Linked DNA regions of Homo sapiens: region 2 is linked to region 1. A link is an interaction called in ENCODE POLR2A ChIA-PET data of the cell type or tissue named here. Cell type or tissue: OCI-LY7. All regions are shown on one strand. Links, peaks and the distances in the headings refer to the core of each region. The heading gives the core; the rest is flanking DNA.

The links. ChIA-PET counts read pairs that join two places held together with the same protein. Peaks named below come from ENCODE experiments on the same cell type or tissue, not always from the same donor. Only the 100,000 strongest peaks of a DNase experiment are listed, where the experiment ranks them.
Region 2: POLR2A ChIA-PET joins it to region 1 with 6 read pairs; 9 of 35 experiments call an interaction of 5 or more read pairs at or near these places.

Annotation. Positions count from the first base shown.
Region 1 is chr2:171,149,711-171,158,318 of GRCh38, reverse strand. All of the region lies in intron 1 of TLK1 (tousled like kinase 1), which reads left to right. Among named protein-coding and RNA genes, the nearest start is that of TLK1, 6.9 kb to the left of the region's middle. In OCI-LY7, for the core only: no CTCF peak of the experiment used is centred there; a DNase peak (open chromatin) is centred at 3,808; H3K4me3 peaks cover 2,086 bases; H3K27ac peaks cover 712 bases.
Region 2 is chr2:170,998,799-171,002,798 of GRCh38, reverse strand. The region is part of intron 18 of TLK1 (tousled like kinase 1); the gene reads left to right. Among named protein-coding and RNA genes, the nearest start is that of GORASP2, 72 kb to the right of the region's middle. In OCI-LY7, for the core only: no CTCF peak of the experiment used is centred there; no DNase peak of the experiment used is centred there.

The sequences.
Region 1 (8,608 bases), core at 1,354-5,353:
CTAAAGTAGTGAGTTTCTGTTAATTCATGAAATCATAGGACAGGCTTTTGTGAAAGTTACACTTCACACCGAGTACCTGTATAGCTACAGGGGGATATTTCTTTTTGACCAACCAGCATGCAAGTTGAAACTATTAATCCTCTCTAGGGTTATATTCATTTTGAAGCTTGGCGATGTGTTCTCAGATTTCACTAACGCTAACAGGAATATGAAGCCCTGAGTGTCAAAATGGAGATGATTTCTATTGAGCGAAATCTCAGTTTTTATTTTAAGTGTTTAGCACCTTTTCCAGGTATACATGTTAGTACATTATATAAATTGATGAAGTTTTAGAAAGCTTTTTAACTGCTAGTTACTGCTAGTAAGAACCGTTAATATTAATGGAACTTGAATGTATTGTATGTATCACGGTGAAAACTAACTTTGTTTCTTGAAAAATTGAGTCAGTTTAACATATAGTAATAGAATAATTGAAACTTAAAAGAGATACACATGTATGTGAACTTACATAAATATTCTATGTGATGAACTCCTTTTAGGCAGACTTAACTTTGAAAATGGGTTATTTTTAAAAATATGCCATAAGCATCTGTAAAAGTTACTTATTTTGAAGTTTTGACATTTGAAACCACAAACCTAAGATTATGATCTGATTATTTTTGATGCTGTATGTTGTAGTTTTGTTTCTTTTTACCTTATTACCATTATCATATTCACATAGTTTTATCACAAATAAAATACAGCTCTATAAGATTTGGGAATCTATTAGAATTTAGGAAATTATGTGATAAATATAGTATAGATTTCTTTCCCTCGGGTCCCAAAGCTTTTCGCTTGTCAGTCTTGTGGTTCTGTTAGAGGAGTTCAGCGATGTAGCTCTAGATTTTCTGTTGAATCTTTTAAACCTATAATCTCCATCCCATTTTGTCTTCTATAATCCTGTGATTAAGGGAGTGACGAGTTAAAAAGGTTTTCAAGTAAAGGCCAGTTTTGCTTTGTTGAAGTCTAGGAACCTAGTGTCATATTGGCTAGATAAGTAGTTGGGTTTTTTTGCATATCAGTACATGGGTACTTTTGAATGGGTTATTGCTGAGAATCAGATGATTGATTATATAGAACACTTGCATTTTCTTTCCTGCTCCAACCTGCCAATTATAAATAATTTGCTTTACTTTTTTGTAAATAGTGAAAGCTTGGTCAAAAAGATTGTATGGGCCAGGAGTGGTGGCTCAAGCCTGTAATCCCAGCACTTTGGGAGGCCTAGGCAGGTGGATTGCTTGAGCTCAGGAGTTCAAGACCAGCCTGGACAACATGGTGAAACCCTGTCTCTACAAAAAATAGAAAAATTAGCTGGGCATGGTTCAGGAGGCTGAGTTGGGAGGATTGCTTGAGCCTGGGAGGTGGAGGCTGCGGTAAGCCTAGATAGCGTCATTGCATTCCAGCCTGGGTGACAGAGTGAGATACTTTCTCAAAAAAAAGATGGCATGATAGTTCGATTAAACTGTAAACTTCCTCTGTTTCCATATTTAAAGACTGCATTCCTTAGAAGAATTAAAGTAATTGACTTCAGATGATTTAGTAATGAGATGTTAAAAACGAAGGTGTACCAGATGGCCCTGTAGGCCTTTAATTTTTTGAAATCACTAGCTGGAGGAGGACAGGGTTATGTGTTTAAGGATTCTAGCTCATGAATAGATATGTGACAGATGTCTCCTTTACAATGGCACATTTACATATTAGAGGAGAGAGATAAAAGAGAGAAACCAGAACGGAGGTTTGAAAATCTTATGAGAAATAGACTATGCTTTAGCCTTTTGGCCTCAGGGCCTCTTTACTCTCTTAACAATTATTGAGGACCCCAAGAGATTTAGGTTTATGTAGATTATATCTACTAATATTTGCTCTTTTAGAAATTAAATGACAATTTCAAATATATTTATTAATTTAAACTGTGTTGTAAATAGAATTTTTTATGAAGAATAAATATGTCCTAAAACCAAAGAAACTAGACCAGTGGCATTGTTTTATATTTTTGCAAATCACCTTGATTTCTGGCTTACTTGGAGAAGACAGCTGGATTTTTTGTCTGCCTTCAGTCTGTTATGATGTTTTGGTTGAGATATGTGAAGAGAATCCAGCTTCATGTAGATATATGGTTGGAAAAGGAAAGAGTGAGTATTCTTCTTTGGTATTACATCAAAATTCAACAAGTGGCAGTTTTTTGTTTTTTGTTTTTTAAGTTACTGACAATGTGAAAGCATATTGTATTCCAAAAATGTCTCTAGGACCTACAGGAAGTCTATGGAAGATACATTTAAAGAAGAGACTAACGGTTGGGAGACGTGATAGCTGTCTCCAGGTATTTAAGAAACTTGGATTTCAGTAAATAGGATTTAAAAACCTGTTAATTTTAATAAATAGGAGGGAGAATAGATCCATTCTCCTGCTTTAGAAGGCAGACCAACGGGTGAAAATTAGGAAGACATTGAGGTCAGTCTAATTTTTTACCAGAATGTAAGAACTGTATGACAACTAGACTTGGAACAGTGGAACAGTGGAGCAACAATGGAACTCGCAACAGCTAACAACAATGGAAAGAAGTAGTTAGTTTTGAGAATTTAAAGTGGACTACAGGGACATATTTTTTGGGGAGGTGGAGATAAATTCTGTAGATTCTTACGATGAGTGCTATTGGATTAGTGACTTAAGGCTTCATCCAATTTAAAAATGTAAACATTCTGTGATTTTTTAAAAATCCCTAAATATAGTTAAACTATACTTATATATATTCATTAACGTTTTTGAATGTTCTTGCAAGTCAGTAGTATGAAACTACTGTTGTTGTTGACTTTATTACTATTTTGCATTTTTATTGTGCTTTTCCTCTGAGGATTTTTCTGTCTTTTCTTGTGTCAGCAAGATCAGTCTTCATGAAATCTTGCTAAATTCCCTGTGAAATATAATAAGCTTAAGACATTTTAGAGAACCAAATGCTGTTTATGATACAGTTTAGTAGAGTTGTAATATATTTCAGCACAGAATTTTAGAATACTATGGGGGCTGATTTTCAATTTTGTAAGAGAAATTATGAGCATAGTTTATATAGTCTTTTATTTGTAATTGTTTACGTGATTTCAGAAGTAATATGCTTAAGTTATTCTAATGTTTTTAAAGCTAGAGAGTCTGAAAAGAGGGAAGAAGAAAGAAAAGTGTTTAAATTGATCTCTTTTGAATTTAAAATGCATATTAAGTATAACTAGAACATAAAATGAAGAATTTAAATTCTCATCTTATTCCTAGAATTATACCTATAATATGTATCATTACTTATAACAATTCATATTTTAATTTTGCATGGCACATAATCTCTTCTGTGAGTTGGATTTTTAGGTGGTGGGAATTTAAGCATAAATTCTCATAACTTTCTTGGGGTCAATTTAATATTAATAAGTGTAGTAAGTAATAATACCCAGCTTGAGACCTCATGTACTTGTTGCATTTGGATTTAAAGCTCATTTCCTATAGAAGAGCTGTAGAAATCAGTCATGTAGTTTCATAAACTCCTTCATGCTTGTTAATAATTTTCAAGAATCTTAAAATAAATTACAGGAATATTGTTATGAAGTAGTAGAAGCAGTATGGTATAGGGGAGAAAGTGATTGTAGTTGGGATCTGAGGATAGTCTTTACTTTGCTATTAACTAGCTGTGTGACCTTGGGCAAGTTGCTTATCTCTGCTTCAGTTCCATAAACTAAGAATTACAGAGCTGAACCGGATCTTGGAAGCAATCTAGTACAAACCTCTCATTTTACAGATGAGGAAGCAGATAATTTGCACAGGCTTTCACTGTAAGACAGTTGGGCCCAAAATTCAGTTTTCTGACTCTCAGGTTGGTTTTTTTTTTCCATTATACTTTACAGCCTCTTTTCATCTGTAAAATGAGAGCATTGGATTAGAGGCTCTCAAAGGTCTCTTCCAGCTCAAAAATATTGTCATTCCTGTGACATTAGTCGTAATATAATTTATTAGGGGAAAGTTTGTAGCTTTTATTTATTGGTGAAAGAAATGTTTCTTGAAGAGGCAGTATAACCTTTGCAAGGTTATATTTTGTTTTTTTAAGAGAATATCATCAGGCGAGGTGCTATGTCTCAGGCCTGTAATCCCAGCTTTGGGAGACCAAGGCAAGAGGATTGCTTGAGTCCAGGAGTTTGAGACTAGCCTGATCCTGTCTCAAAAAAAAAAAAAAGTTAGCTGGGTATGGTGGCATATGTCGGTAGTCCTAGCTACTGGGGAGGCTGAGGTGGGAGGATCCCACCTTGATCCCAGCAGTTCAAGACTGCAGTTGATGCAGTGAGCTATGATCATGCCACTGCACTCCAGCCTGGGCAACACAGTGACACCCTGTCTCAAAAAAGAAAAAAGAAAACATCTTCATTAATACCAAAGGGTATTTAAGTTTATGAGCATGGTAAGTAGTGTGATAGGTAGTCTTGTTTTTTGTAAAACACTTATTAATATATTAATAATATAAATTGCGTAAATAACAGTGTGATACCCGGAAGTGAAGTAAGTAGGTGATTGTTCCTCAGAAAATATTGCTGGAGTTTATTTTATCTGGGACCCCTGTGTCTGCCCCTAGTTAAGTGCCTGTGTTGTTTAGTGTCTCACAGGATTGTCTGTTTCCATAGCATCTGCATCATGCTACTTTTATTATAGTTTTATTTATATTGTCTACTAGACAGAAAGGTCTTGAATTCAGAGACTATATTTTGTTCATTTTCGTATTTTCAGTGCACAGGAGGACATCCTCTACAGAGTTGGCACTCAACTAAAAGTTTTGTCAAAGGACTGTTTCACATACATCATCTCTCTATATATCATGGTATGCACATATTTCAGACCCAGGAAGATGCTTATTTTAGTAATTCTTAAGTGAACTATATTTTAGAGGGTGATATGGATAACAGTAACAGTAATAGCTAAAGTTTATTGTGTTCGCACATGTTAATTCTTATATCTCATAACTCTGAGTTACATACAGTTGTTATTCCCATCTTCAGATGAGAAAACTGAAGCACAGAGAAGTAAAGTGACTTACCAGTGTGACCTAGAGTAGTACATGATGGGGATTTGAACCAAGTTGGTGTATTTTAATCACTAGGATATATTGCCTAAAATATGAAAATTTGGTTTTTAGTATTTTAGTAGTTTTTCCTAAGCAGATTTTAACTTACTAATCAGACTTCCAGGCTTATTCATTTTACTTCTAAACTTTTGTTAACTTTTTTTTGCATGAGTTTTTATACACGTGTGAAGATAAGATTTAAAAAAATACAAAAACCCCAACCAAACAACCCAATTTAGAAAGCTGTACCAGCTGTGCAAATCCTACACTTCATTTTTTTAAGATAAGTTTTGTCCATTCATGGAAAATGTTAGAGATACATCAATGAAAAATTTTATTTCCATGTTAGATAATCTAATTTGTAATTCCATTTATCTTGATATTTTGGCCTCATAAACCCACTGGAGCCATAACAAGTAAATACTAGAATTTGAACAAAAAACTTCCCACTGTCAGTATCGGAGCAGTCTATTTATTGTGGAGGCTTTATAACCTGATGGACAAGGCTTTAAACTAAATTATAATGCTTTAGTGGCAGATCTTTGACTCTGTTAATAGTATTCAGTATGGGCAAGGGGAAGAGGATGTGCAGTCTAGCTAATCTGTAAAAAAGTATTTTAAAAAAATACTTAGTTTTAATTCTTTTATTGCTAACAACAACAACAACAACAACAATAACAAAACCTTTGGTAGCATGTATTATATAGCAAACCTAATTGAGAGGCAGGATTTGAATGGATTGATAGGAATTTATCAGTCATGGAGTGGAAAGATATGCAGAGCAGAGCAGATCCAGGTGGTAGGTTGTCAAACTTGAATTAAATTTTTCCAATGTGGCTTCATCATTAGGTCTGAAATTTAATGAATTTCAAGAAGGCAATTTAACCTGTATTTAAATAAAAGTGATTATATTCTACATAGATTCATTAGCCAAATATAAGTATTTTGGGGGGATGACTTAAAATATTTTTTCCTCTTCATCTATGTGGATTGTTAAGAATTGGTTATACTCATAAATTTGTGCTTTTCCTTGAAAACTAATTAGCTGGAGTAAATAAACTACTAGGTTTAAATTCTTGCTGTTAATATGATAAGTTGTGTGACTTCATGATTCCCCACTGGACACTTAGGTAAGTGCTTCCTATCTGAGGATGAATGTAGTTCCTCTGGTGAAGGTCAGAGGGGTTTGTGTGAGGCTAATCATACTCATCCTGTCTCCTAAGACCAGAGACATGTTTTACTTTTTTCCTTTTTTGATACTGTATATTTGCCTCATAAAAAATATAAAATTTCCCTTTTCCTTGCCGATTTCTTTTAAACATCTGTGTAAATATGTAGTTTAGTTCAACTTTGTATACTACTCTGTTACTTATTTCATTTACTTAAAGATACTTATTTCATTTACTTAAAGATACACATGGCTGGGCGCGGTGGCTCACGCCTGTAATCCCAGCACTTTGGGAGGCTGAGGCGGGCGGATCACGAGGTCAGGAGATCGAGACCATCCTGGCTAACACGGTGAAACCCTGTCTCTACTAAAAATACAAAAAAATTAGCTGGGCGTGGTGGTGGGCGCCTGTAGTCCCAGCTACTCGGGAGGCTGAGGCGGGAGAATGGTGTGAACCTGGGAGGCAGAGCTTGCAGTGAGCTGAGATGGCGCCACTGCACTCCAGCCTGGGCGACAGAGCAAGACTCCGTCTCAAAAAAAAAAAAAAAAAAAAAAGATACACATATTTATTAATGCTGGACACTATTCCCGGCATTTGTAAATAGTAATTCATTTGCTTCTCCTAACAATCACATGAAGTCCTGTTATTATCCCGACTTTATAGATGAGGAAATTGAGGCATAGAGAAGTTAAGTAATGTATCCAAGGGCCAGGCACAGTGGCTCATGCCTGTAATCCCGGCATTTAGGGAGGCTGAGGTGGGCAGATGGCTTGAGCGCAGGAGTTCGAGACCAGCCTGGACAACATGGTGAAACCCTGTCTCTACAAAAATATACAAAAATTAGCCGGGCATTGTGGTGCACGCCTGTAGTTGCAGCTAGTTGGGAGGCTGAGGTGGATCGCCTGAGCCCAGGAGGTTGAGGCTGCAGTGAGCCGTGATTACGCCACTACACTCCAGCCAGGGCAACAGAGTGAGGCCTTGTCTAAAAAAAAAAAAGGAATGTACCCAGGCACACATAGAGAATATTTAGCAGAGCCAGGATTCAGACTGGGCTGAGTACATGCTCTTAACAGTTACACTATTCTGTCAATGTTATTTCCTTGAATGGATGCACTATAATTGGTTAACTACTCTTCTTTAGGTAGGATGTTAGTCATGAATCCTTTGGTTACACGTAATAACAACACGACTTTGTTAAGTTAAAAAATGAGTGTATTGGTTCACATACTGGGTATTGTATGTGGAGGGTGATGGAATGGCTTTGGAAACAGCTAGATCCAAGGTTGCAAGTAATGTCATTGGGTTTCTTTGTCTCCTTTCTGGGTTTTTCTAGCCTCTTGCTTCTGGAGCCCCAGACATATACCTTTAGCTTAGCAACCACACTTGAAAGACAGCTTCTCTTTCCTGATGTCCACATGTCAGTTGTGTTGTTGGTAATCAATTCTGATTGTCAGTTCCTTAACCAATCATTGGAACCTGGGAGATGAGCTACAGCAAGGGTAGCCACTGTGGTGGCTGTGGTTAGGGTGAGTTGGGGAACCCACAGAAAGCCAGGATTGACAGTCCCCTTGAGATGACATGAATTGGATGAGGTGTAGTTTTCCTGAGGAAGGGATGATAATGAGCAAAAAACAACTATAGCGAATCATTTAGGTTATGTCTTTTTAATTTTAACTTTATAACTGTCATAGATAATGATACAGTAACTGAGTAAAAGCCTCCTTTTTTTTAAATACTAGATTTTCAGTCATGGAATTACGAGAGCAGAGTATAAAACAATTTTAGGGCTTTCGGTAAATGTTGCCAGATTATTTTTTTGAAGGATACGTGTACTTAGCTCATATACCAACAGCAGGCATGAGGTGAGCATGTACTTTTGAACCAGGTAGGGTTCAACTCATCTTAGAAATACTGTACTGGGCTTAAATATTAACACATGCCTTGCACTTAATCACAGGGTTGCAGACTTGACACTGAGCAAATATCTAATGCAGTTTATCAAATGTTTCATTATATTTTATCTGGCTATTTTTTATTTTCATTTAAAAATTTTTATTATACAGTCTTTCGTTCGTTCGTTTGTTCTTTCTTTCTTTCTTTTTCTTTTTCCTTTTTCTTGAGACAAGGTCTCACTTTGTCACCCAGGCTGGAGCACAGTGACATGATCACGGCTCACTGCAGCCTCCAACTCCTGGGCTCAAGCATACTTCTTCATCTCAGCCTCCCAAGTAGCTGGGACTACAGGTGCACGCCACCATATCCTGCTGATTTTTTAACTTTTTGTGGAGACATGGTCTCCCTATGTTGCCCAGGC
Region 2 (4,000 bases), core at 1-4,000, 150 kb after region 1:
CCAAATGTGGTGGCACACACCTGTAATCCCAGCTACACAGGAGGCTGAGACAAGAGGATCATCGCTTGAGCCTGGGATGTGGAGATTGCAGTAAGCCCAGATTGCACCACAGCACTTCAGCCTGGGTAACAGAGTGAGAACATGTCTCAAAAGAAAAGGACAAAGAAAATGCAGCTTTCTGGGCGCATGATACCCACAGACTGTAATGTGATTTTAGAAAAAGCAGGCCAGGCGCGGTGGCTCACACCTATAATCCCAGCACTTTGGGAGGCCGAGGCAGGTGGATCACGAGGTCAGGAGATTGAGACCATCCTGGCTAACACGGTGAAACCCCGTCTCTACTAAAAATACAAAAAATTAGCCGGGCATGGTGGCAGGCGCCTGTAGTCCCAGCTGCTCGTAGTCCTAGCTACTCGGGAGGCTGAGGCAGGAGAATGGCATGAACCCGGGAGGCGGAGCTTGCAGTGAGCTGAGATTGTGCCATGGCACTCCAGCCTGGGTGACAGAGCCAGACTCTGTCTCAAAAGTAAAAAAAAAGAAAAAGATGATATGACCATTTTAAAGCAAAAGGAAGGTGAAGGATCTAAAGCTGGAGAATTTCATGCCAGTAAAGGATGGTTTAATAATTTTAGAAAAAGGGTTGGCTTTTAAAATGTCAAGATAACAGGAGAAGCAGCTCCCGCCAACCAAGAGTTCCCAGATGCTATTAAGAAAATAATTGAGGCCAGGCGCGGTGGCTCATGCCTGTAATCTCAGCACTTTGTGAGGCCCAGGCGGGCGGATCATGAGGTCAAGAGATCGAGACCATCCTGGCCAACGGTGAAACCCCGTCTCTATCAAAAATACAAAAATTAGCTGGGTGTGGTGGTGCATGCCTGTATTCTCAGCTACTATGGAGGCTGAGGCAGGAGAATTGCTTGAACCCAGTAGGCAGAGGTTGCAGTGAGCGAGATCACACCACTGCACTCCAGCCTGGGCAACAGCAAGATTCGGTCTCATTCATTCATGAATGAATGAATGAATGAAAAAGAAAAAATAATTGAGGAGAAAGGATAGCTGCCTGAACAGATAATTTAATGCAGACAGAAGTGCCCTCTTCTGGAAAATAAAAATGCCACGGAGGACATTTATTTGTAAGGAAGAGAAGTGAGCACCAGGATTTGATGTAGGAAGGGACAGGGTAACTCTACTGTTTTATGCAAATGCAATTGGGTTTATGATCAGGACTGCCCTTAGCTATAAAGCTGCTAACTCTGGAGCCTCAAACAGAGAAGATAAATACCAGCTGCCAGTCTTTTGCCTATACAACAAGGAGGCCTGGACAATTGGAACCCTTTTTTTGGATTGGTTCCATCAGTGCTTTATCCCTGAAGTCAGGAAGTACCTTGCCAATAAGGGATCACCTTTTAAGGTTCTTTTGATACTGGACAATGCCCCTGGCCACCTAGGAGCCCATGAGTCCCCAAACACAACAATATCTAATTCAGCCTCTAGATCAAGAGGTCTTAAGGAACTTTAAGGCTCGTTACACATGATACTCTATGGAAAGGATTGTCAGTGCTGTTAAAGAGGACACCAGTAGACAGAACATCATGAAAGTCTGGAAGGATTACACCACTGAAGATGTCATCATTGTTTTAGAAAAAGCCATGAAAGCCATCAAGCCTGAAAGAGTACATTGCTGCAAGAGAAAACCGTGTCCAGTTGTTGCATATGACTTTGCAGGATTTATGACAGAGGCAGTCAAGGAAATCATGAAAGAGACTGTGGATATGGCAAAGAAGGTGGGGTGAAGGGTTTCAAGATATGGATCTTGGAGAAATTCAAGAGCTAAAAGACACCCCTCCAGAGGAATTAAGGTGACTTGATGGAGATGAGTGCTTCCAAACTGGTGCCAGATGAGAAAGTAGTAGTAGAAGAGGCACTGCCAGAAAACAGGTTGACATTAGACAGCCTGGCAGAAGGGTTTCTATTAGTCAAGACATTGCTTTTGACTTTTATGACATGGACCCTTCTATAATACAGGCACTGAAACTAAAGCAAGTGGTGGAAGAAGGATTGATACTATATGAAAAAGCAAAACAAATTATGTCTGTAAAGTTGCACTGAGTGTGTCTGCCTCCCCTTTCATCTCTTCCCCCGTCACCCCTGAGACAGCAAAACTAACCCCTCCTCAGTCTACTCAACCTAAAGATGACAAGGATGAAAACTTTTGTCATAATCCACTTTCACTTAATGAATAGTGATTTTCTCTTACGATTTTTCTTAATAGCAGTTTTTTTCTTCTAGCTTACTATAAGAATTTAGTATATAATACAGCATATAAAATATGTATTAATTAACTGTTCATGTTATCAGTAAGTCAACTTCCAGTCAACAGTGGGCTATTAGCAGTTAACTTTTTTTTTTTTTTTTTTTTTTTGACAGAGTTTCGCTCTGTCACCCAGGCTGCAGTGCAATGGCACAGTCTTGGTTCACTGCAACCTCTGCCTCCCAGGTTCAAGCGATTTCTCCTGCCTCAGCCTCCCAAGTAGTTGGGATTACAGGTGCCCGCCACCATGCCTGGCTAATTTTTTTGTATTTTTAGTAGAGACAGGGTTTCACCATGTTGGCCAGGCTGGTCTCAAACTGCCGACCTCCTGTTCTACCCGTCTCGGCCTCCCAAAGTGCTGGGATTACAGGCATGAGCCACCACGCTCAGCCTAGTAATTAACTTTTTAACTTTTTAGGGAGAGTCAAAAGTTAGACATGTGGCCAGGTATGGGGGCTCACTCATGCCTCTGATCCCAGCAGGAAGACCACTTGAGCCCAGGAATTGAAGACCAACCTGGGCAACATAGCAAGACCCTGTCTGTATAAATTTTTTAAAAAAATTAGCCAGGCATGGTGGTGTGTGCCTGTGGTCCCAGCTAATTGGGAGGCTAAAGTGGGAGAATCGCTTGAGGCTTGGAGATCGAGGCTGCAGTGAGCCGTGATCGCACCACTGCACTCAGCCTGGGCAACACAGTGAGACCCGGTCTCAAAAAAAAATAAAAATAAAAATCATACATGGATTCTCAACTGCATGGGTCAGTGCCTCCAACCCCTATATTGTTCAAGGGTCAACTGTATTTGATATATTTGGATAGCACTATAAATACTCGTATATTTTAGAATACACATATAATATTGCTCTTATAAATTACCTTTCATCCTCAGAAACTTAAAATATTTAGTTTTGTCTCTCTGGTCTCAAATTCACTAAATCCTGGTGGACATCTTTTCCCAAGTTACTTTGACGTCAATTTCTGTGGTTGCTCTCCTTGCATACATACACCTTGTGCCTGGAGAGAGTATAGCTTAATCTTTACAAGCTATTCCTGTTTCAGTTACACACATAGACACCTGCGTAAAATACACACTTTTATTGACAAAATAAATCCAGCTTTTTACTGCATTACAAATGAGTTATTGGTTATCTTTGCTGGTTTTACTTCACGGAAGTTTCATGTGTATTTTAAGAGATCTGTCAACATCTTGCTGAAATCTTAATGATTTTAGCATAGTGAATACAAAACTGCATTTTTTAAAAAAAATAGTAAATTCCCATTGAGCAGCATTATTTGTTTTGATAATTTTAAGTTTATCTAAATTTTTGAGGTGTGAGATGCTTGCATCCTTGTGATGGATCTTTTACTTATAACTGGAGATGACAAATTGATTTTTACCCTTCATCTATTAAAAATTATGAACTGGCTTAGTGTGGTGGCTCATGCCTGTAATCCTAGCACTTTGCGAGGCCAAGGTGGGAGGATCACGTAAGGCCAGTAGTTCGAGACCAGCTTGGTCAACAGCACAAGACTATCACTACAAAGAAGAAAGTATTAGCTGGGTGTGCTGGTGCACGTCTGTAGTCCCATCTATTTGGGAGGCTAAGGTGCGAGGGTCACATGAGCCCAGGAGTGTGAGGCTGCAGTGAGCTATGATCGTACCACTGTACTCCAGCCTGGGTGACAGAGTT